5 separate regions of the Homo sapiens genome follow, and regions 1, 2, 3 and 4 are each linked to region 5. Evidence: chromatin contacts called from ENCODE Hi-C or POLR2A ChIA-PET data. All regions are on one chromosome and are shown on one strand. The core of a region is the stretch at or near the end of the contact, and the rest is flanking DNA. Distances in the headings are between cores, read along the strand shown.

Region 1 (4,310 bases), core at 935-3,434, 1.0 Mb after region 5:
ATCTCAAATCAGACTGTATTCATAGTAATGATGAATTCATAAATACTGACAATCAAATTTAAAATACACATTTTAAATCTCATCTTAAATAACAGTACAGCAATCTACCCTATAACAGAGAAGAAAAATATTTTATGCTTACTTTTATAATTATATATATTTTAGACATATTGGACAATCTAATGAAAGAAGCAATGAGTATTTTTTTCCTTGTAGAGCATTAATTTGGTACTAATAACAAATTAAATTAGGATATGGAGCATATAAAAAATTAACATTGCTCCACACACACACTGACATTAATTTTCTATAAAATTAAAATTCCACAGGGTCATAAACTAAAATGAAAAAGATTATTTTAAATCTCAACATGTGAAAGACACACTAAGTTTTAAGAGATATTTCTCCTTTTAAATACACTAAAAAATAGAGTGCTATTGAACAAGGACAGTCTCTTTTGAAATATCATGCTTCCTATAATTTACATAATGTTGATAGTTTTCTTTTTTTAATGAAGGTTTTGGGCATTAAAAGGACACACTGAATTTCATTTTGTCAGATTAAGAAAAATAACCTTAAGGAAAAAATTGATCACAATAATATTAATACAATAGTGACATAAAATAGAAGGATACCTACAGCATCCGAAAATGAATGTTTCTAAAAATAAGTTTATTAGTGTACTTTAAAGTTATTTGAGTTCTTATGATTTGATATTTTAAGTTTTATAAATGAAATGACCCAATTTGCACATCTTACAATGTTCACTAAAACTAAATATTAAAGGGTAAAATACTCTTCAATAGAAAACACAGATAAGTTTAAGCTTTGCTGAAATTAAATTACTTCATAAGAAATGTTGGATATATTTTGGAATTAATATTGAGATATTTCAGGTATCTCTTTTGATGTTTACAACTAAAGTGATTTATTATTTTATTTTTTTTCTAAAATTACTTATTTTCAAACAATAAAAGCAACAAATTGAGACTTGCTTAAAGAGGTAACAGCCTAGTGTCTTATTGTCCTCTGCTGATAGGAAAGTATTTTCTTTTAATACTGTACTTTGCCATAAAACACATTTTTCCTTGGTAAAAACACTTTTCTGGATTATTTTAATAGGCTAGTTCTAGGCTTTAAAGAAAAAAACAATATTTTGTAAAGTATACTGTTACATGATAGAAGAAAAATGAAGAAACATCTATTTGCATCTCCTTTAAATTATTCACAATACTTTGAGGCTTTCATTCTCTCCAGTTAGTGCAATTTATTTTTCTATATGTCTCAGTAGCAAACAATGTTATTTAGACTCTAACCTGGCATGCTACCACCTCTGGCCCGCCCTTGAGCCCCTCCATTGCAAAGGTCTCCAGGTGCAGTTTGGGTAGCTGTAGGGTGAAGTCATTCCTACTTGCCGCAGACCATGACAGCGAGATCTGATCTCTGACCTAAAGGGAAAAAAACAGCATCAATGGTAATTCCCCTTCAGACACATTAACTGGGATGAACTGGGTCCCCTTGAGCCCACTGAGTGGACTTGCATTGATCGCTGGACCTGAAATCCATGAATAAATTTAGGACTAATTGATTTTTCGTTGCAAATAAATCTCTAATTCAGAGTGCTGGGGGAGAATGTTAAGAAGAAAAAGCATCCTCCTGCTTGAAATGAGGGAGGGGAAGAAGAGTCACTAGAGCTCTTCTGATCAAGAGGTTTTGAATTATTTTTTCACAGTTCCACCCTAAAAAGGAAGAAAAGAAAAAACATTCACAAAATCAAAAACAACAGCCATCTCCTAATCATTATCACCTGCTTAGTAACATGTGGTGTTTAACTGATATGAACTGATACATATTGGACAAGATAGTTATTAGGTACTAGTCTTTGAAAAGAAAACTTCAATAACATGTACTCTAGAATCAAAACAAATATACTCAACACAAAAGGAGACTTAAAAATATACAAGAAAGAGGTTTGTTTGCCCTTTTCACTCTTCTAGAATTGCAGGATTTTATTAAACTTGAGTCTTAATGATTAAATACATATAAACCAACACAGTCACACAATTTCTAAACAATACAACAGATAAAATCAGTAGTATTTGTACTCTATTTTAAGTATTCAGAAAGCAACAATACAAACACATCACCGATATGGGAAAAACACCAATTCTCTAGTCAGTATGGAATCACATGCAGTTGATATCACACTGCCACCTTCTGGACAAATGAGAAAATATTCCTTATATAATATAAATGGAAACATTCAAAAACAGATATTTTGGTTTTTAATTTCCAAACTTAGTAAAAGCCTTAAGAATTCCATAGTTTCGTTTGCATTTAAGAACAAAAAGCTCTCATTTTAATCATATAGTTTAATAATAGGAGTTTTCAATACATAGGCATATTTTCTAACTTTCCTTATGCTTGGAATAGGTTTTAAAATTTTATCTATTTGTTACCATATACTTAATAAATATTATACAATTAGCTCAATGCCACAGAACAAAAAGTTTTTTATCAGGTAGCGAAGGTCAAAAACAAGGTTAACTATAAAAATTGCATTAACTGCTCAAATAAATATATTTCTATCTCTAGTTTTATCCAAGCAACTTCAAATATAACTTGGCAAAAATACAAGATAGAAAATTTCTCCTCCATTTTTCTAGCCTACTTGGGAAGCTTGTAAAACTGTTTGAATTATTTTTATTGTATTAATTAGTTCCTTAGGATATACACACATTTCACAAAACAAACTCTATTGAGTTTCTTTAAGCCAGCAAACACACACAAACATATAACGGCATCTTTAACTGTTCACGCTAATCTATGGGCATAAAAATCCTTATATGTCCCAAGCTGATCTGAAGACTTTCTGTCAATAAGAGAATGTCAAAGTGTATGCTGTAAAACATACACTATGATGTAATTTTTATAATGATGTGAGTACCACATGCATGCTGGAGTCTCAATTCACAATGTATATTTATCTGCAACAAACACTCTCCAGAGTCTTCACTCAGGATAAGAATGCTGTTAAACTTACTTAGCATAACAAAACAAATCGTATTTTACAACTACATTTGTTTTAGGTTTTATATTTTACATGTATGAATACCTTCTCTTGCTTTTTTTTGTCACCAATGTGCACTCAGATAAAAGAAAACATTAATGTGGATTAAGGTTCTGAGAATTTATCAACATCAAACCACTAGTGTTTTGCCTTCTACCCTTCTGAACCACAGTCAATAGATCTAAATATTTTACTGCACCCTGGCCAATTCATTGTTTGATGTTTAAAAACTCACCCAGAATCAAAGAAAATTTATTAAATTTGAGCCCCCAAATGAGATACTATTAGCTTTGAAAGTCAAGTTTAACTGCGATATTGATGATTCTCTTTTTTCTGTGACAAAATTCACTAGGGAAATCCTGGATGTCAAAGTACAAAAGCAGATTGCTAATACGGGCAAAGAGAGGGGAAAAAAACCATAAGCAATGTAAGTATAATCCACAACACAGTTCGAGCACTGGAGGTCCTTTAACCTGATTAGCATCAGGCACCATACTTCATCCACGAAGCTTGACATACAGTGAACAGTAAGCCACATTTTATATTCTCTAAATAAACTTTATGAACATTGTTAAGCTGTGGCATCTTGCTTTTGAAACTGATTTATTGTCATTTCAATATTTTTGGTATAACATTACTTAATTTGCCAAATTAAATAATTCTTTATATTGAATAAAAAAAACTTGCAAAATGCAGCTATTTTTGCTACACCTAATGATGAACATCATAATCATTTGAATAATATGCATGCTTTAATACTTCCATTTAATTACAAATTATCTGTTGAATCAACTTGACAGTGCCATCAAGAGTGAGAGACCCATGATATATAATAGATGCAATATCACAAATACTTCTACTAAAATTTTAAGAGTTTTTTCCACTTTTAAATTAAACGAGAACTTTGAGAGTAAGTATCTAAAATGTTCTCAAATATTTCTAGGAAAAGTTTTTAGAAAAGTCTTGTAAAAGAATTATCCATAATTTTATTTTAATGAGTAAAGGGAGTGAAAGCATCATGTTGAAAGAATCCAAAACAGTGACACTAAGACAAGCAAAAATAAAATCATGCAGCAAAGGAGAAGAAAAGAAAGATGACAAGAAACGGAAGAAATAAAGGGTAGAAGGAAGAGACTTCAGAAAGAATGCAGAAGGCAAGTCTGAATTTCAAGGTGTCAACAGGGAGATTCAACACAGAACAGTAAGAAAGGACTCTTACCTTGTTGCATTAAGTTCGTTC
Region 2 (4,176 bases), core at 1,039-3,538, 520 kb after region 5:
TCGGCATAACCGAACAAGATATTCATGTTTGCTATTGTAGGAGGCTCAAAAGGATGAGAACCTAATTTCTCCCATCAACCCCTAAGTCTTTTAACTAGGGTGTGATCCCCACGTAGGACCATCAAGGACTTAAGTGGGGCTTGCCCAGGAGGGGAAAGCATGGCTAGGGCTTGGGCAGGGAGTGTGGGAGGTGGCAAGAGGGGAGGAAGTAGGATTGATGGTCTAAGGGTCAGAAACTCTGCCCTCCTCCCTTGCTTTCCTTCCTGGGCCAGGTGGTAAGACTTCTAAAAGGGCAACCCCTGTGTTTCTGGGTTGTGGATTAGGCTCCTGTGCTCCAGGAGCTCAGGGTGGGGAGTGGGCTGTGGCTACACTGAGTCCTGTGGGATGCACTTCTGGAATATGCCCCCTGTAGCAGAGCCCAGCCCGTGGCAGAGGGCTCCCGCTCCCCTGTGGCACCCTACAGTAGAGGGACCACGATGACCACCACCAAAGATGAAGGAAATGGACCACTTCTTATTTCCTTGGTATAATTTAAGTCCTAACAGTCTCATAGGACTGAACATAGAGCTAAAGGAAAGTACAATAATACTAATAATAAATGTCATCTGTGGAACTTTACCACATGCCTGGCACTGTGCTAAGTCCCTTTTGTAGATTATTTTAGTGAATCTCTCACACAGGTCCCATTATCATTCCCTTTTTTATAGATGATGATATTGAGATGATGATCCTGCCACTTAAAATACCATCAGTAAGAAATAAGTCAGATCCCTTGCTCAGGGTCTTATGGGTGGTAAGTAGCCAAGGTGGAATTTGAGGCTTGTCGTGCTGGCTGCCGGACTCCTTGCCCCAAACCGTCGTACCAGTGCCACCTCTTCCAAGGCCTGTCTGTCCAGAGATGCATCCCTTAGTGGTCATTAGTAGAGTTTTGTTTGGGGGAAAGAAGATTGAAGCAGAATGTTATTTGCAGCCTAGTATTGTGGGACAAATTCACATCTGATGCGAAATAAATACAACAGAGAGAATGCTATGGGAGTTTAGAGCCCAAACAGCTTACTTCTGATGGAGAAAATGTGTGTTTAGTGGGGCTGTGAATGCACAAGTGAACATGCCAAAGAGGAGGAGTTTTTTGGACAGGGTGACTGAAAATGAGGCATATACCTGGAGACAGTCGGTAGTTCCATTTGACTATGGCATGGGATAAGGAAATGGCAGGCAATGAAGTGGGAAGTGGAGGTTGCATCCAGATTATAAAGGGTTGAGGGATCAGACTATGCTGAAGTGTTTCATGCAAAAATATTTCATCTCACGGGCTGTGTGGGATTGGTAGTGGCTTTCTGGACTGTTCTGCATGAAGCATACAGAATCAATAAGAAAGAGAGTGGAGCAAGTAGCTATGTGCACCATAGGCTGAGACTTACCGATCTCACTTCTTGTCCTGGGGTTCAACAAAGGACTCTGAAAGAGGACAGTGAGGTTTGAACCTGATGGGGATGTATACATGCCCCACACTGTTACCAAATATGCAGTATTTCTGGGGTACAGAGAATGGTTCCTTTATTTTGTCAATTATTCCTTCTCTCTCTTCCCTTAACACCAATTTTATTGGGAATGCCTGGAAATGGTGAAAGCAAATATGTTTGGGGTTGGATGGGGAGCTCTGGTTGTGTGTGCCTCTGATCTGGAACTGCTGGGAGTCTGATACAAAGTGCAGAATGCTGTATGGAATTCTAGAACACCAAGTTCTAAGCTGGGCTCCGCCAATAACTGCTGGGGCACTTTAGGCCCACACCTGAGCCTCCCCAAAGTAGTCCTACAACACAAAGTTTTGGTGACAGCAAAGGAAGTAACTGTGATACATCCTTGAAAAAACCACAATAACTAAAATATGCCTTTCTTGTTTAATGCAATCAAAGAAAACATGCCATTGCTTATAGGATATTTTATCATTTTGTGTATCACTGAGATGGAAAAAATCCTGCCAGTTACAATACCCCATCCACTGTCAATCACATTCTATACAGCATTTTAGAATCAATTAAATGTAGTAGATTTTGACAAAAATCCTGCTTTCCCTAACTAGGCATGGTGACTCATGCCTGTAATTCTAGCACTTTGAGAGGCTGAGGCAGGAGGATTGCTTGAGGCCAGGAGTTCAAGACTAGATTGGGCAACAGTGAGATCTTGCCTCTTAAAAAAAAAATCCAGCTCATAGTTACTAACCCCTATTTACACAAGTTAAAATGTGTTTGCTAGGATTCCAGTTTAGGTTCCTGAAGCATGAATTTCCATATTCAAAACAACTCATATTGTGTAACACAAAAATCTGGTCTCCCGTTTTTTTACTTTGTAGCTCAAAGTTGGAGAGATACCATTCTTAAGGGGAGACTGTCCCAATTTACAATGACTATGAAAACATTAGTTTGACGGCTGGTTCAGATATAACTGTCTCTAAATCATATGGGCTGCCAAACAGCCCTGATTAAGCACTTGCTAGAAATATTCCAAGGTCAGGGAGCCCTGTGATTCTGTTGTGTGACACAGTAAAGCTGTGCTAGACAGTCCGGGGCTGGCAGTGGGAGAGTGTGGGGCCCAAGCTGATGTTCACAAGCCTGTAATCTGCCCCTGATCTTCATTTAATTATTTGTGCACTCCTTGAGAATAAGCTGTGTGAACACAGACTATCACCTAACCAAGCAGGCCCCCTTGGGGAATGTATATGAAATATTCCTGGGAGCCTCAGGTTAGTCTGCTTATTTGAGTTTACACAAACCTGGGGATCTTTTGGTGAAAGAGTTTTGAGAAACGGTAGAAGCATTTACAAGTCTTCCCTTTGCAAAAAGTCTTCTCTTTGCAAGTGACAGAAGCTCAACTTCAATTGGCAATAGGAGGATTATAAAAGGTCTAAGAGACACCTTGAAACCTGGGGACATGATGCTGCCAGGTCTACTTTTGTGTCCTTTGTCTCTGCCTCCCTCTGTGTTGACTTCACCTCCTCCTCTGCAGACTGGCTGCCTTCACCCAGCTGGGAATGCAGCTGTTGACGGCTCCCAGGACTGTATAGAACAACTTCACCACCAAGGAGGGCCTGAAATGCTTTCTCTAGCTCCAGTTTGAAAAGCCCTAGAAAGAAATCTGATTGGCCCACTTTGGATCATATGTGACCCCTAGACCACTCAACTGTAGCAAGAGACTAGAGTGCTATAATTTTAGACCCCAACCACAAATGGATGATTGGACAAAGAAAAAGGAACAACTTCCCCAAAGGGGTAGCCTGATATCCAAGAGGGAAGGAAAGTGCTGGCAGACAAATAATAGGTGCATTTCAATGATCACATTTATTCTTAGAAAAGCCCTTTCATTTCATGACGGGAAAAGGAAAATACCTTAGAGGTACGGCTGATGACAAAATAATTTTATCATAATAAGAGTCAGGCAATGTTACCTTATTAAGGTAACCATTAATAATGGGGTACCGGGGTCTCCACAAAAAACATGGCCTTCTTGGTGAGGGCTTCACGCCCTTTCCTGCAGAGGATATACTTTGAAAGGCAGTGTGTGTCCATACTACAGAAATTCCTGACATTCAAAGTGTTGTCATTGGAGAACTCAGTCAAGTTCTATCTGTTCAACTGCACGTGTGCTTTGTGGAAGAGTAAATGTGTATGGGCTAATATGCTCAGAAGGACTAGGTCTGATTCAACTACCCAAACATACAAATAGAATTTGAAAGTTTCTTAGGAAGCCCAGTCACATGTGTGTTCTTGACCAAAAACTTGGTCTCATCATCTCATAAGACACAGACTATGAAACTCATTGCCCTGATCAAAGATGCTGCAGAAGATGGCATTTATTATTCCCAGGGATGCTCAGGAGAGCTATTTTATTGTCTTGGCATCAGGAATGGCTATGTTGCTTCTCTGAACAACTGGCTTATTTTTACTTTACAAACTCTACATCTCATGACCTTTCATGTTTCTCTCTTTATAGTGACTGCTAGGAAGCTCAGAGCCAACTTTATGACCCACCTGTAGTCCAACCTTGAATTCCTAATGGCAGACATTTAGGGACTAAAACTACGTCTTTACTCCATCTTGCTTCCTTGATCTTATTTTCCCTTATTTTGAAACTTATATAAGAGTTATTTAATTTCATGATAACATTTGTATCTTAGCT
Region 3 (4,596 bases), core at 2,090-4,589, 560 kb after region 5:
CTCAGGTGGCATGCGGTTGTGGTGAGAAGGACTGGAAGTTGGGGAAGTATTCCTGGCGGCATGTGGACCAGGGGACAGAGCTTCCTGCTTCAAAATGGAGCCTAGAAATGGGGCAATAACAGCGGCAACAAGAACCACTGAAGGAAGAACAAAGAACAGTGCCTCCTTCAATGAGGGGCATCATGGAACCCATGACTCCTGCAGCTCATGAAGCTGCAATCAAACATATTTAGTGAACTGTTGTAGTTGAGTCAAAACTCCAGGGTCCATTCAGGTCCATAAGGTTGGATCAGCAGGATGCTAGGGGCAGAATGTGTCAAGAGCTATGTACTGGGAAGAGAGACAATCCTTGTGACACACACACCTGATGAAGCACTCATATCCAGGATACATACAGAACTCTTACAACACAAAAAGAAGAAGACAAATAGCCCAATTAGAAATAGGTGAAAGATTTGAGTGGACACATCACAGAATAAGACATGCAAGTGGCCAATAAGTCCAACTTCATCAGTTGCCAGGGAAAGGCAAATTCAAGCCACAGTAAAATAGCACCGTGCAGACACTAAGGTAGCTAATGTCTAAGGCTGTCGACCAACCGTGGGTGAGCAGTGGTGTGCCCAGGGTGGGGCAAGCAGGCTGAATAAGGGGGTGCGTTTTCTGTAGAGAATTTTCAAACAATAGTAAAACCGCAAAGACAATCTGCTTTTTATTATCACCATGCAACTGCAATTCTAAACAATGTCAGTGATAAGATATTCCTCCCCAGCTAGGGCAGACCTCTCCCACAGCCCCCTCCCTTGGCACCACACTTCTCTTGGCCAGGATGTGGAGCCACATCCCAGCGGGATATGTGTGTGTGTGTGTGTGTGTGTGAGATGTAGTACGGCCACCTCGGAGAATTACTTGGCAGTTTCTTTTAAAATTGTAGAAATTGCACTTTTACATATTTACCCAAGAGAAATGAAAACACATGAAATGCATGTTTATAGAAGCTTTATTTATAATAATCCCCACATGGAAACAATCTAAATGTTCATCAATAGGTGAATGGATAAACATCATGTGGTATATCCATACAATGAAATGCCACTCAGCAACTGAAAAAGAATAAAGCCCAATGCTCGCAACCAGTAATGAATCTTAGTAACATTATGCTGAGCAAAAGAAGCCAGACACAGAAGAAATCACACTGTTTGATTCCATTTACTTGAAGACCAAGAACAGGCAAATCTAATCTATAGTGACAGAAAGCAGAACAATGGTTGCCTAGGGCGGAGGGTGGGGCAAGTATTGCCTGGGAAGGTCTACAAGGGAACTTTTTTGGTATGCAGGTAATGTTCATTAGATTGATTGCCCTGGTGGCTAGATGGGTGAGCGTATTGGCCAAAACTCATCAAAACTGCGTACCTAAAATGTGCGCACTTTATTGTGTGTAAATTACACTTTAATGAGTTTGATATGAAACCAAAGTTTGAAACAAAGGAGAACTAGGGTTGGGACCAGGACAGATATTGATTAATTCAATAATATGTCCCAGGCTTTTTGTGGTTATTCCTGAGTGGAACCCCATCAACAACATTCCAGAGTTGTGCCTGTAGACCACACTTGCAGTGTTCAATCCGGAAGTGCATTTACATTAACCATTATGGGGAGCTCTGCATGTTTGAACCCACAGAAGTTTATATTTCTTCCCTCTAAAGTGTTTTTATGTGTCTTTCAAGTTCCAATATTTTTAACTGCTTCAGGAGTAGGTAAAAACTGCCGTTTGAATTACAATGATAGTGATGATAATAACAGCGAACGTTTATTGAACACATACTGGGGCCAGATACTGGGCTCTGTAATTTACCTGCATTGTTTTATGTTATCTTCACATAACGCTGACCCTATGAGGCATTGTCTCCGTTTTTTAGAAAAGGATGGCGGTTCAGAGAGGTGAAAGCTCTTGTCAAGAGCACACAGCTGGTCAGACCAGCACTGACGTTCAAGTATGTTGGATTAGGTTGCTGTGTTCTTGTCACTGCACTCCAGGGCTTCCTACCGTGGGCCAGGCCGACCCCTCCTTCTGCCGTGGGAGGGCACAAGGCATGCCTGCTGCGGCGGAGCACACATCGTTGCTCTGCTGCCAGCGTCTTCAGGGCAGCTTCCCCGTCCCGGAGGAGCCCTCTGTAGCTCAGGCTTCCCTGCAGTCACCGCGGTGCCTGGCAGATAGACTTACACTGTGTGACGAGTTCTTGTTAGCATCATTCATGGACTGCAACCAACTGCAAAGTTGAATTGCCTTGTCCTCATGGGCTTTCCGGGTGGGGGGAAAATTCCTCCCTGACCTTCTACTCCTGCCCCGAGCTGTACGTTCTCCCTCTCTTCCCTCCCCTAGGATTCTGTGAAGTTTATTCTTTTGAACTGTGACCGTGACTGTGTATATCTCTGGGTGTCTTCTAACAGGAACCTGTGTTCCTTCCACCGCTGAGCTGGCTAAAAAGAGGTTACGCAGGGCCCAGGGGAGTCCTGGAGGAATTTGTTCAAGTCTGCTGGGGTCTGCATCCTGACACTCAAGTGCATAAGTGCGGCCGAGCCTGTTTGACAATCAAACCCAGGCATGAACAAGAGGGGGGAGGCGCTGGGGGGCGGTAGGGACCCCAGGCTGAGCCAGCAGCTTGTGTGAGGAGGCCTGTCTGGAAGCCTGGTAGGGGACATGACAGGGAAGAGGGGCCCCAGCTGGGGAGGAGATACATTCGGAGAAGAGAGGAGAAGATAATGGAATCCAATAGAGCTCCTGAAAACGTGTCATCTTGCACCGCCGAAACCCTTTGAATACACTAAATCCTTAATCAGAGTAGCCTAAAACTGCGATGACTACATGGAGACATGTTAGTCCAGATAAATCCTTGCAGGTTTCAAAGATCTGAAGGGCCCGGGCACTTCCCTGTGCAGCGGCTGCCCTCTGCCCTCTCCTCCATGATGTCATTATTGAAGTTGCGCTCTCACCGCGCATGGTGTGAGTTGACACTGACAGTTGTAGCACTCTCGCGCCGACTCTGGAGGATTATTAGCTTTGAAGCTATTTGGCCTTGAGCGTTGAATTCCTTTTTGAGCTCACACTGGCTTATAATATCTGAGAAGGCTTGCTCCACTCTGGCCCCAGCTTGAATTAGGAGAAGAGGCCGCTTTCCAACTTGGAACTGATCCCAGCAGGAACAGAACAGGGAATATTATCCATTTCTGATGGGCAACAAAGTTAGTGTTCTCGAATCCCCCAGAGGCCTTCACACCGAGTTTCCATTTGAACATCAGAGTTGGAGCCGCGGCCTGGGCTACGTTTGCCGGTAATCGCGGCGCAGTCTTGCAGCTCGCAGCTGGACCCAGAGGGGGACTCGAGGAGTACACACTCCTCTGGCCTCTAATCTGTTTGTTATTAGGCTGTTGGAAACCCCTCAGTGGGGCTGGAAGCTGATGTCAGAAGAGTATAATTCAAGTGAATGTTTGGAAAAAATAGCAGGGGGAAAAAAAAAGCGCCCTTCTGTGATAATTTGCATGTGGTGAATGTAAGTGTCTGGGGGGATTAATTAGCTGAACAAAGCTGAGGAAGGGACTGCCAGTGAATGGGCAAACAGTGACCCGAAGAGCTTCTGACCTGCCCTTAATTTCTTCCCAGGGTTTAAGCTAAGGTCTTGCAAAGCTTATTCCGGGGAAAAGGGACCCCTCCCCAATCCCTAGTGCCTCTCCCCATCCCCAGGCTTAGCCCATGACGGCTTTTCCGAAAAGAGAAAAAGTGTGCTCATTACTCTCCACAAACTGTGCCAATGTGCATAAAAGCAGCTTGGTGAATGTGACATGGTGGCCTCAGTTTCGTTAGGGACCAGCAGCTGGGGTACATGATGGTCTATGGAGGAATTACGCACAGCTCTCTGGTGAAAGAAAGGAAGAACTCCCAAGTTTTGGGGTTGCTAATTTAGAAAGAAGAGAAGTTTTCTTGAGATTATCACTTATTTATCTACATGTTCTTGTTTGTCTCACAGTTATCACTTATTTATCTGTCTGTGTGAAGGTCAATCTTCCACAATACTATTTATGTCCATAATTTATAGACTGGCTTTCTCTTGATGCAACTGGTTTTTGGATGTACCAGCCTTGGACCTTAAAAATAAAACAAACTGGATGCCTTCAGATTAGAGCTGGCCCCCGTTTTTTCAGTTGGCTAGAAAAAAACTCAGCACCACTGCCAAACATCAAAGCTGAAGAAGTAAATGTGTCCAGGAAAAGATGCTAACAGAGGTAAAAGTACAGCCTTCCTGAAAACGGGGAACCCAGACCACAGCTGGAGGGGATGGGTTAAGTTACAGGACACAGACATACCTAACAAACCCAAGCACATCCCTCTTTGCAGTGGTTCAGTTGAATAAACCCCTTACATGTTATTTCCGTGATGCTCAGGCAAGTAAACAATGCATTTCCGGGCCGGGTGTGGTGGCCCACGCCTGTAATCCCAGCACTTTGGGAGGCCGATACAGGTGGATCACTTGAGGTCAGGAGTTCGAGACCAGCCTGGCCAACATGGTGAAACCTCGTCTCTACTAAAAATACAAAAATTAG
Region 4 (4,002 bases), core at 1,203-3,702, 680 kb after region 5:
TTCCTGTAGCACACGTGGAATAAGGCAGGATTCTAATCCAGGTCTGCCTTTCTACTGGAAAGAATCTAAACTGGGTGAAATTATTAAAAACCATGATCCCCACTCCCCAAAAGACAAAATATATTGACTGGGAACCACGAGTAAATGTTTGGGCCTCTTAGAAAGAGGCAACTGGTTGTAGAATCATTGCCTTGAGACATTTGAAAAGTTCAGTTCATTTCTCTGGGCTTCCTCCTCCTCTGAAAAAGGAGCATGTTGGGCTTGATTCAAGAGAGCGAGGAGACCTCACAATTTGCTGTTACCCCCAGCAACCTCCAGTGCTTCCCCGTGCGCCATGGCAGACGTCACTAACAGACAATGCATGGGGCCTCAGACTCCTTCTCTACACAACATTCTAGGCAGCTACTAACAACATTCTCACTGCCCTTCAAGGCAGCACAGCCGGCTGTGGCATCCCCCAACCTCCAGTCATCTGTTCATCTCCTTCATAATTTTTACTGTATCCATCCTCCCTATCATCTCAATATATTTACTTACTTGATTTATAGCGATTCCCTTTTTTTAAGCCAAAGAATAGCCTTTTTCTAAGAATAATATCCATGGTTTAATGTGGTAACAATAAGATTTTGAATACGTTTTTAAAGTACATAATTATATAATTTTTAAATAAAGTTGTCCAGGATCCATTCAAGGTTAACTTAGCATGTTTTCAACACTTTCTATGATGCTGGCATGGCAGGAAGACCGGAGATGTGAGGCTCAAAGAGACTTAGTTGGAACCCCGCTCAATCTTGTACCAATTCCGTGGCCTTGAGCAAATTATGTAATCTTTTTGAGTCTCAAGTCCCAATTATGGGAATAATAAGCCTTTCTTTGCTATACTGTCTTGAGGGTGAAAGTTAACTTAATGCAATAGTCTGCACAAAGCTCCCGGCATAGTCTTTGGTACAAGGTAGATATTCAATAAATGGCCACCATTGCAATTGTTTGTATGCTAATACACTGTGTTGCTGGTATCACAGTCCCCAGCGCTGTATGAAAGTCCCTTTCTTTCCTGAAACCCAAGCTGGATCCCATCTGTCCAAATGCCTGGGACTCCCAGATTATAGGATTGAGGGTCCTCAAAGATGATGTTCTTTAGGGACAAATATTTACCCAAAGTAGGTCCTTAAAGAATTCTGTCATTGCTGTCCTCTCAGAGGAGCCTGGCAGCACTGTCACAGGAGCATGGCTTTGGTAATAAGACTCTGTCATCATTAGGGAGCCATTTTATTTTTGTGACACTGTCATCCCCAGGTCCCAGCACACCTGATTACATAAGTGGCTTTTCTTTCCTGCCTCGTCTCTGTTATTACTTCTAATGTTTTTCTGCTTCTGAAGGATGGGAAGAATGAAGCCTATCTATGAACAAGGCCTCTAAGTTGGGGACTGGAGTAGAAAATACAAAACAACCTTTCCCTGTCTCTGTGACCAGCTGGACTGCCAGTGAGTCCCTGTTTTTATTTCTCCAAGCCCAGCTGAACATACCTATTTTATCGGTTGACTTTGTCAATGCAAAGCAGCAAGTGACACTGAAACACCTGTGTTTTGAGGCCCTGGTCATCTAAATTTGCCTGTGAAAAGTAGATGACACAGTAGCACAACACTGAATCCTCCCCCATGTTTTAGCCTGAAAGATGCCTTTGCTTATTTACTTAAAGAAAGGAGGGAAAGGAGTGGCAAACTGCCTGTGTCCTGAAAGACTTTAGGAGTTATTCCTGGTGCTCTCTTTCCGTGAACTCGGAGGTTTGGGGATAGGAGAAATGAGAAGGAAAGATGTGTCTCCAGAGTAAATGGTGAGATCTGCTCTCTCTGCTCCTGCCCACTCCCATATTGTATTCTCACTGAGGTCCTAACCAGCTGTTCTTAGAATGGGGGCTGGGGAGGGTGAGAAGTCTGCGGCCTCACTGATGCTGCTGGGGACAGATGTAGGTCCAAGGGTGATCATTTCTGCCAGGCAGAGGGGAGGGAAATTTCTGATAAAAACAATATAACTCAAAGAGAAAGGGAAGAACCAAAATCATGCCTGGAATGTAGGGAATTCACAGGGATGGGAGAGAAGATGAATAAAATGTCTGAAAAAGACACGGGAGGACAGGCAAGCAGCACATCTCCACCTCTGATTCTGCTCAACAGAACCCATCTCTTCCCATCAGACAATGGCAAATACCTGGGCAATCGTCAGCCACCTCATTCTCTGACCGGCTGTGAACCTAGACCCTCACAGTGTGTGTGTACATGTGTATGCAAAGCAATTAAAAAGGAAGACTGAAGACGAAACAAATCAATGTTTTTACAGATTCATAATAAGTTCCTTTCCATATATTTATTTATTTTCTCTTTCGCCACTAAAGATGCAACAGCAAACTTGCAGGGAGCAGTTGTTGCCAGAGGGTGAATCATGGCTCTATTGATTTGATTATGTAAAAGCTCAGAGGAACCTAAAGCCAGATACAGAAATATCTCATAGCCCTGAACCCTATGGGACACACACTAGTAAAAAAGCAATCTTTATATTGTTCCTGATAAAAGCATCATTAGTTTCCTCACAGTGAAACCATTTCTCTGCTGATACAGTATATGGTTTTCTTTTTCTCCAGAATCCACTCAGACATAATTAACACTCAGTTACTAGACTTGAGGTTCCCTGGGGTGACCTGCTCAAGTTGGGGAGGGGGGTGAGGGGCTAGAGATGGAAAGAAAGAAAGACTGAGAGAGAGGTGGGAAGGGAGGGAGGGGGCAGGGAGGAGAGAAGAGATAGGAGAAGGAGGGAGGCAGAGGCGGGTGGGGTGGGGGTACAGTATCGAGAATCTATCCTTCCTTGGCCTTCCTGAACACCGCCCCGTTGCCTGCACTGCGCGGGAGAAGAGAGCCAGCGCGGTGGCGCCCTCTGCTGGGCCTGCTTACCCTCCTCGCCACGCAATCTGGACCAAGCCCCAAGCCATGCAATTCCGGGGACGACTCTCTCCACCCCTCGTTCTTTGCTTCCTTAGGAATAGCACTCCAGCCATCGCCTTCCGGTGAGAGAAGTCTGGACTGACCTCTCTGCAGACAGACAAATGCCCACAGACGTGCTCACAGTTTGTGCTAAAACTGCAGCAGCAGCAGCAGCAACAGATAGCAATTATGCTGTGCCTCCTTGTCCCTGTCAGTGTAGGCAGTGGCTCCCTGAAAAGCCCTTGAATAAACAGTGTTGCTGGGGTCAGCAGGGCTGGCCTTGGATGGGATCTTAAGATTTAAAGGTTTGGAAAAATGGAACCTGGAAGGTCCTTCCATATCTCTATTTGACAGCTGGATGGCTAATGTCTATGAGCCCCAGGGACAGGTCCTGGCTGCCCACAGGAATGGGCTCTGGCTCAGAGAGCCTGCATACCAGGGGACTCTGTGTTCGTCTCCAACTGGGCCTCAGCTTCACTAAAGATAAGAGAAGAATGCCAAATGTATTGCTCATCCTATGGACTTCTAAGCAAATAATGGCCCTTTCAGGAAAAATAAAAATTGTTGATTTTAGAATTCCTGGATGTGAATTTGAATTCACTAAGACAGAAACCAAGTCACTTTACAAGGAGGCTATTCTTGCACCTTTCATGTATATTAACAAGCCCATGGATGTATATACAAACACATACATGCACACACACACACACGCACATGCATATGGTGGGTATTAAAACATAAATGCATGAACACTTTCACACACAGGGACACCCAACCAGAACCACATGTACACAGACCTCCAAACACATATATACAGATGTCTTCATGTAATCCCATATGGACTGCATCTTCCAGCCACAGACTCACCCTCCCCGCCTTCCTCCCTCTGCTCCCAAGTTGTGTGAAACTTGGGAAATTTCCTCTGGGAGTCATTCTGTTGCTCTATTGTTCCATCCTGAAGGCCCTTCCAGGGACCACTTCCCAGACAGCAAAGTCTCTGTGCTCCCACTGGCACCAGATCTCTGT
Region 5 (4,518 bases), core at 662-3,161:
TCGAACTCCTGACCTCAGGCGATCCGTCCGCCTCGGCCTCCCAAAGTTGGATTATAGGCGTGAGCCACCGCGCCCGGCCACCTAATCACATTTTCAAGACAGCTGTGGCTACTTGGGACTCTCATCAGCGGCTCCCGAAAAATTTAAAAAAATCAGTTACTGTGAAAATTTATATTAAACTAAGACCGGACTCTGCAAAGAAAATAAAACCATGTAATTCCAAGGCTACATATTTTCAAAGGAATTTAATTCTGTCCTCTGAATGCAATTAAGTAGTCTCTCTCTCTCTCTCTCTCCGTTTGAGGAAGAGAGAAGGGAAGAAGGGATGATTCTCACTTTTCACTAGGAACCGGTAACCATACCTGCTGTTCTGCCAAGTCTTCGCCGATTCTCTGATTTCTTAGTGCTCAGGGAGTATGCTTGAAACCTATGCCTTCCTCCCATGTTAGATAACCAGAAAGTTTGCTGTAGTTATGATAAATCTGCATAACTCGGAGATGTTTTTGGCACAAAGTGTACGTTAGTTAGATGATGATGATTAAGCTCCCCCCCCACCCCCGCCCCATTCTTGCGGCCGGGGAGTGTGTTTTGCCTGTATTTAAGAAATATCGTTCAGCTGCAGGCGTGTGCGCGCTTAGGCTGTAGTCGGCGTTTCTGAGTCTCCAGGGCAGGGTGACTTGGGTCGGCTGAGTGTCACCCACAGATGTGACTGTTCTTTCCCCCGCGGGCGCGACAGCCTCCTTCCTCTCCAGCCCGAGGCCCGCGGCCCAGACCACGGGAAAGGGAAGGAAGCCCTCGCCGCAAGCCGGCGTCTGGGCCGGCACAAAACGCTCCGCCACCAGAAAAACTTTTTTCCCCCAGCTGCGCGCAACTTTTGGCCTTTTCTCCCAGCACGTTCGCGTCCCAGGTTTCTGTCCGCTGGGTTTTCCTCCGCCTCACTCGCCTTCTCCCCAGCGGCGCGCGGAGGAGCTGGGCTGAGAGGGTCGCGGGGAGCCGGGTCGGCCGCGGCTGGGACGCTGGGGAAGGGGCAGGGGAGGAGGGGGCGTGCGGGGCTGGGGAGGAGGAACTGGTCAAAGGGGACAGAGACGCCCGAGTGCCCGAAAAGGAAAGAGCTGCCGCGGTTTGCTGCAGTCGGAATAAAGTTCGCGCCCTTTCCTCGGCGTTTCGCAGCCTCCTCTCCTTGCTCCGCTCCCCACCCCCGCCCCGCAATTTTTTTTTGTGTGTGTGTGACAGCTGGGCGCTAGCGGCCACCTCTACCTCCACGCCCGCAGCTCCCCGGGGGGGGGGGGGGGCGCCAGGGTTGTTTTTCCATCCCCACAAAGTTGTTTTTTCCATCCCCAGAAAGAGAGAGCAAGAACAACCCAAACAACAAACAAGCCCCCAAAGAAGTCACGGGGCGGTGGGGGGAGGGAGAAACATACATCCTCCTTCCCCAAGCCCCTGGACCTCTGAGGACAAACAACACAACGACCGACTTTTATTTTGCAAAAGGGAAGCAACATTGTAGTCACGACAATTCTGCAGAGAGAGGAAAAACTTGTGGGGCTTGCACGGCCGCCGAGGTCACCTCGCCCGCCGGTCCCCCGCCTCCCGCGAGCAGGGCAGCCCCCTCCCGGGACAAGCCGTTCCCTTTTTTTTTTTTTTTGTCCCGAGGAGGAGCCGGGGAACCGTGCCGGCTGGGACTCGGGGCGCGAGCGCGACCCCGGCGCGAGTGTAAATCAGTCACCTGAGCGCAGAGGGGCCGCGGCGAGGGCGCGCGCGGGCGGGCGGGGAGGCGGAGGCGGCGAGAGCGGAGGCCCGGAGGAACTCGGAGGGGGAGGGAGAGAAAGGCCGAGACGGAGGGAGCCAGCGGCGGCCGAGGGGCTGGTCCAGGCGCGGCCGCTAAGAGGAGACCAAGAGGCGGGGGCTGCACTTGACAACCAGCATGCCGAGATGGTAAGAAGTTTCCACCCTCCTTCCTCTTTTATTCTAGACTTCCTCAGAAATGACCCCCGCGCCCGAGCGCCACCGGGGCCGCCCGGGGGCCGTGTCCGCCCTCCGGCCCGCGGCGTGAGGGGCAAGGGGCGCTGAGGAGGGCGGGCCGGGGACCAGAACCCCGGTCCGACCTGATCCCCGCTGCGCTCCCAGTGGCCTCCCCTAAACTTGGCCCCAAGTTTCTGAGGCGAGCTCTAGGTGGGAGGGTGCACGTGAGAGGGGGCTTCTCAAGGTCGGCCCCGCTCGCGGCTTCCGCGCGAAGGTGAGCGGCTGGCTAGGGGAGGCTCCAGGGCGTTGGGGACGGGCTGGGGGGACGAGGTGGAGGGGAGTGGGGGATGAATGGAGCGCTGGCAGGAGCTCGGGGAAGAGAGGAAGGCGGCTGGGACCTACGGGAACTTTTACAACTTGCCGCCGAGTGAGGGACCGGCGGCTGGGCGTGGGTGCCGGGTGCGCTGGGGCGCAGCCGCCCGGGCCCGGCACGTTGACTCTTCCTCTCCCCTTGTCTTCACATTCGGAATCTTCCCGTGGTAAATGGAGATGGGAGGAAATGCTCCCGCAGGCTTTACGGAGAAGGTGCAGAACGCAGGGCAGGAAAATCAACCTTGCAGAGACGGCTCTTTTCGAAGTGCAATTCTATAGGAGCCGATTTGTTTTACTTGCACGTTGACTGGAGGGTGGGATTTGGGGCCTGGGGAGGGAGCAGAATAAAAAATTATATATGCTGAAAAACCCTAGGTGAAATCTCCTGTGAAGTGAGTTTAAGGTTGAAAAAAAGTTCCAAGTGCAAGTGGTGGAGGAGATGGGCTGGCTTTGCCAAGCGAGACTCCAGCACAGCCCCTCTACGAGAAGCGACTTCTTTGCAGCGAGGAAGCGTGCAATTAGTTCGCCTGGTGATGAGCCGCTCTGTCCGCTTTCGGGGAAGTGATTTGTTAGAAATGGGGCTTGACCACTCCCTTCTTTTTAGTTTGCTTCCTCCCAGCGTCGCTATTGTTACCCCCACTTGGGGATCTGACATGGTGTATTCCGTATATAGAGGGAACATATGAGAATACAGGTGAGATAGCGGGTTGGCATTTTTTCCTCTTCCCTGCTCCCTAATGTGACATCTCTTGTTTCAGTGATCAAAGTCACAACTGGAGTGTAGGAGATGGGACTGTCAAATGCAGGGGCGCGTACACACACACACACACACAAAAGCAAGAGCCCAGGACTGTGGTTACAGTAACGCTGACAGAAATTAAAGTGGTTTTGAAAGCAGCGTGCGATTTATGATGGTTCCCATTTACCCTAGAGTCAAGCTGTTGTAAAACTGACGTACAAAAGACATCATAAAATAATCCTGTGTACCCAGGATTAAAGTGGCAAAAAGTGGCCTGTTTTATTTTTATATACTTCGTGGACACTTGGAATTGTTGAAAGCCGTGTTTAAGTGAGACATCACAACAATATTAAATATATCTGTTTAGAGCTTGAGAGTTTTTCTTCTAACGGGCGTTTTACACAAGAACACTGTAAAAGCCGGTGGCAGGTATTATTTTTCTTCCCTTTACCCTAGCCTATGTTAACTATTTGTCTACACATGTATTCCTATATCCTAATGACTTTGAACTGTGGCTAAGCCTGTCTGCCTTCCACTGCTTTGTATTCTGCAATTTCACGTGTTACTGTCCACACGCATACATGCTTTAAATGGGAGGAATTTATTTCTGGCACGTTACTTAGTGTGTCTGATCTGAAGATGTACCCTAGTAGTGAGACCTTGTACAAGTTAACAGAACATTTACTTTTTGGACAAACACACACACACACACAATCCCTTGTGAGCCTTTAGAGAGTATCTGTGTTTTATATTTGTAGCCGTTTCATGTAAACTGTTCAGTCTTAATGAAGTTCTTAGTTCCCAGAGTGCGCTGTATTAAAAGTCCAGATTGCTAATCACTTTACCAAAGTACAGGAGTATCTTTACCTGAGGGAAGTAATAACGAGCTTGAACCTGAACTTTGTTTTGAGTATCTTTTGAGAAAGGTCTGAAACTTTTTTTCCTCTTGAGAATATTAAGTTGGGTGGTGTTTGCATGTAAGACTTTGAATAAGAATAAACTGTGCATTATATTTTACAATTAATATTAGGAAAATGTTAATAGCAGTACATTCCTACTACCTGATTTTTTCTTCTATTTGAGATGTAAGATATCTGTCAGATAGAGATATGTGATTACAAAAAGAAGCAGACAAAAGCAGAGCTGACTATTGCTATATTAAAATGTAAGTGTTACAGTTTGAATTTTCAAGTGAGAGTTCTTGAGTTCAGTGCTTTACATAACATTTTGTCCTAATCTTGCTTGCTGTCAGGGATGTTTCATGGTTGTGCAATTGCTGCAGTCAAGAATGCCAATTTGCATTCCAGGAGTGTCATTTGATTACTTTTATCTGCACAGCTCCAAGACCGGCCCAGACCTCTCGTTTCATCTTGCCATGTCACGAGTCAATGCTGTGTCGTCTTTTCAAAAATCTGCCTGATTTAGACAAGAAAGAAAAGTACTTT

The links. A loop is a pair of places that touch in the nucleus more often than their neighbours do. ChIA-PET counts read pairs that join two places held with the same protein, here RNA polymerase II (POLR2A). Pooled maps may share reads with other maps.
Region 1: a map of IMR-90 shows a loop between it and region 5 (4-fold over the local background). The contact joins the enhancer-like site here to the promoter of BNC2 in region 5. A Hi-C loop is called at or near these places in 2 of 168 maps with a recorded cell type or tissue (IMR-90 and chondrocyte) and 10 of 50 pooled maps. POLR2A ChIA-PET finds 5 or more read pairs at or near these places in 2 of 52 experiments (A549 and BJ).
Region 2: a map of IMR-90 shows a loop between it and region 5 (2.1-fold over the local background). The contact joins the enhancer-like site here to the promoter of BNC2 in region 5. A Hi-C loop is called at or near these places in 1 of 168 maps with a recorded cell type or tissue (IMR-90) and 3 of 50 pooled maps.
Region 3: a map of ascending aorta shows a loop between it and region 5 (2.3-fold over the local background). The contact joins the enhancer-like site here to the promoter of BNC2 in region 5. A Hi-C loop is called at or near these places in 1 of 168 maps with a recorded cell type or tissue (ascending aorta). POLR2A ChIA-PET finds 5 or more read pairs at or near these places in 2 of 52 experiments (H1 and OCI-LY7).
Region 4: a loop to region 5 is called in a map of IMR-90, with 8 times the contacts of the local background. The contact joins the enhancer-like site here to the promoter of BNC2 in region 5. A Hi-C loop is called at or near these places in 13 of 168 maps with a recorded cell type or tissue (IMR-90, aorta, ascending aorta and 8 more) and 21 of 50 pooled maps.

The regions. Positions count from the first base shown.
Region 1 is chr9:15,871,670-15,875,979 of GRCh38, reverse strand. CCDC171 (coiled-coil domain containing 171) reads right to left here. Exons shown (of 26, transcript NM_173550.4): 24 at 1,317-1,448. Among named protein-coding and RNA genes, the nearest start is that of CCDC171, 320 kb to the right of the region's middle. Within about 2 kb of position 2,184, at least 2 of the 41 ENCODE cell types and tissues checked have a DNase peak (open chromatin) inside an H3K27ac peak, as active enhancers do.
Region 2 is chr9:16,351,308-16,355,483 of GRCh38, reverse strand. No RefSeq gene overlaps it. Among named protein-coding and RNA genes, the nearest start is that of LINC03041, 77 kb to the right of the region's middle. Within about 2 kb of position 2,288, at least 2 of the 41 ENCODE cell types and tissues checked have a DNase peak (open chromatin) inside an H3K27ac peak, as active enhancers do.
Region 3 is chr9:16,308,519-16,313,114 of GRCh38, reverse strand. No RefSeq gene overlaps it. Among named protein-coding and RNA genes, the nearest start is that of LINC03041, 35 kb to the right of the region's middle. Within about 2 kb of position 3,339, at least 7 of the 41 ENCODE cell types and tissues checked have a DNase peak (open chromatin) inside an H3K27ac peak, as active enhancers do.
Region 4 is chr9:16,191,286-16,195,287 of GRCh38, reverse strand. No RefSeq gene overlaps it. Among named protein-coding and RNA genes, the nearest start is that of LINC03041, 83 kb to the left of the region's middle. Within about 2 kb of position 2,452, at least 6 of the 41 ENCODE cell types and tissues checked have a DNase peak (open chromatin) inside an H3K27ac peak, as active enhancers do; they include IMR-90 and ovary, where a contact is called at or near this core.
Region 5 is chr9:16,868,063-16,872,580 of GRCh38, reverse strand. BNC2 (basonuclin zinc finger protein 2) reads left to right here and starts at 1,911. Exons shown (of 7, transcript NM_017637.6): 1 at 1,911-1,935. The coding sequence starts at 1,933. RefSeq lists an enhancer at 3,948-4,518.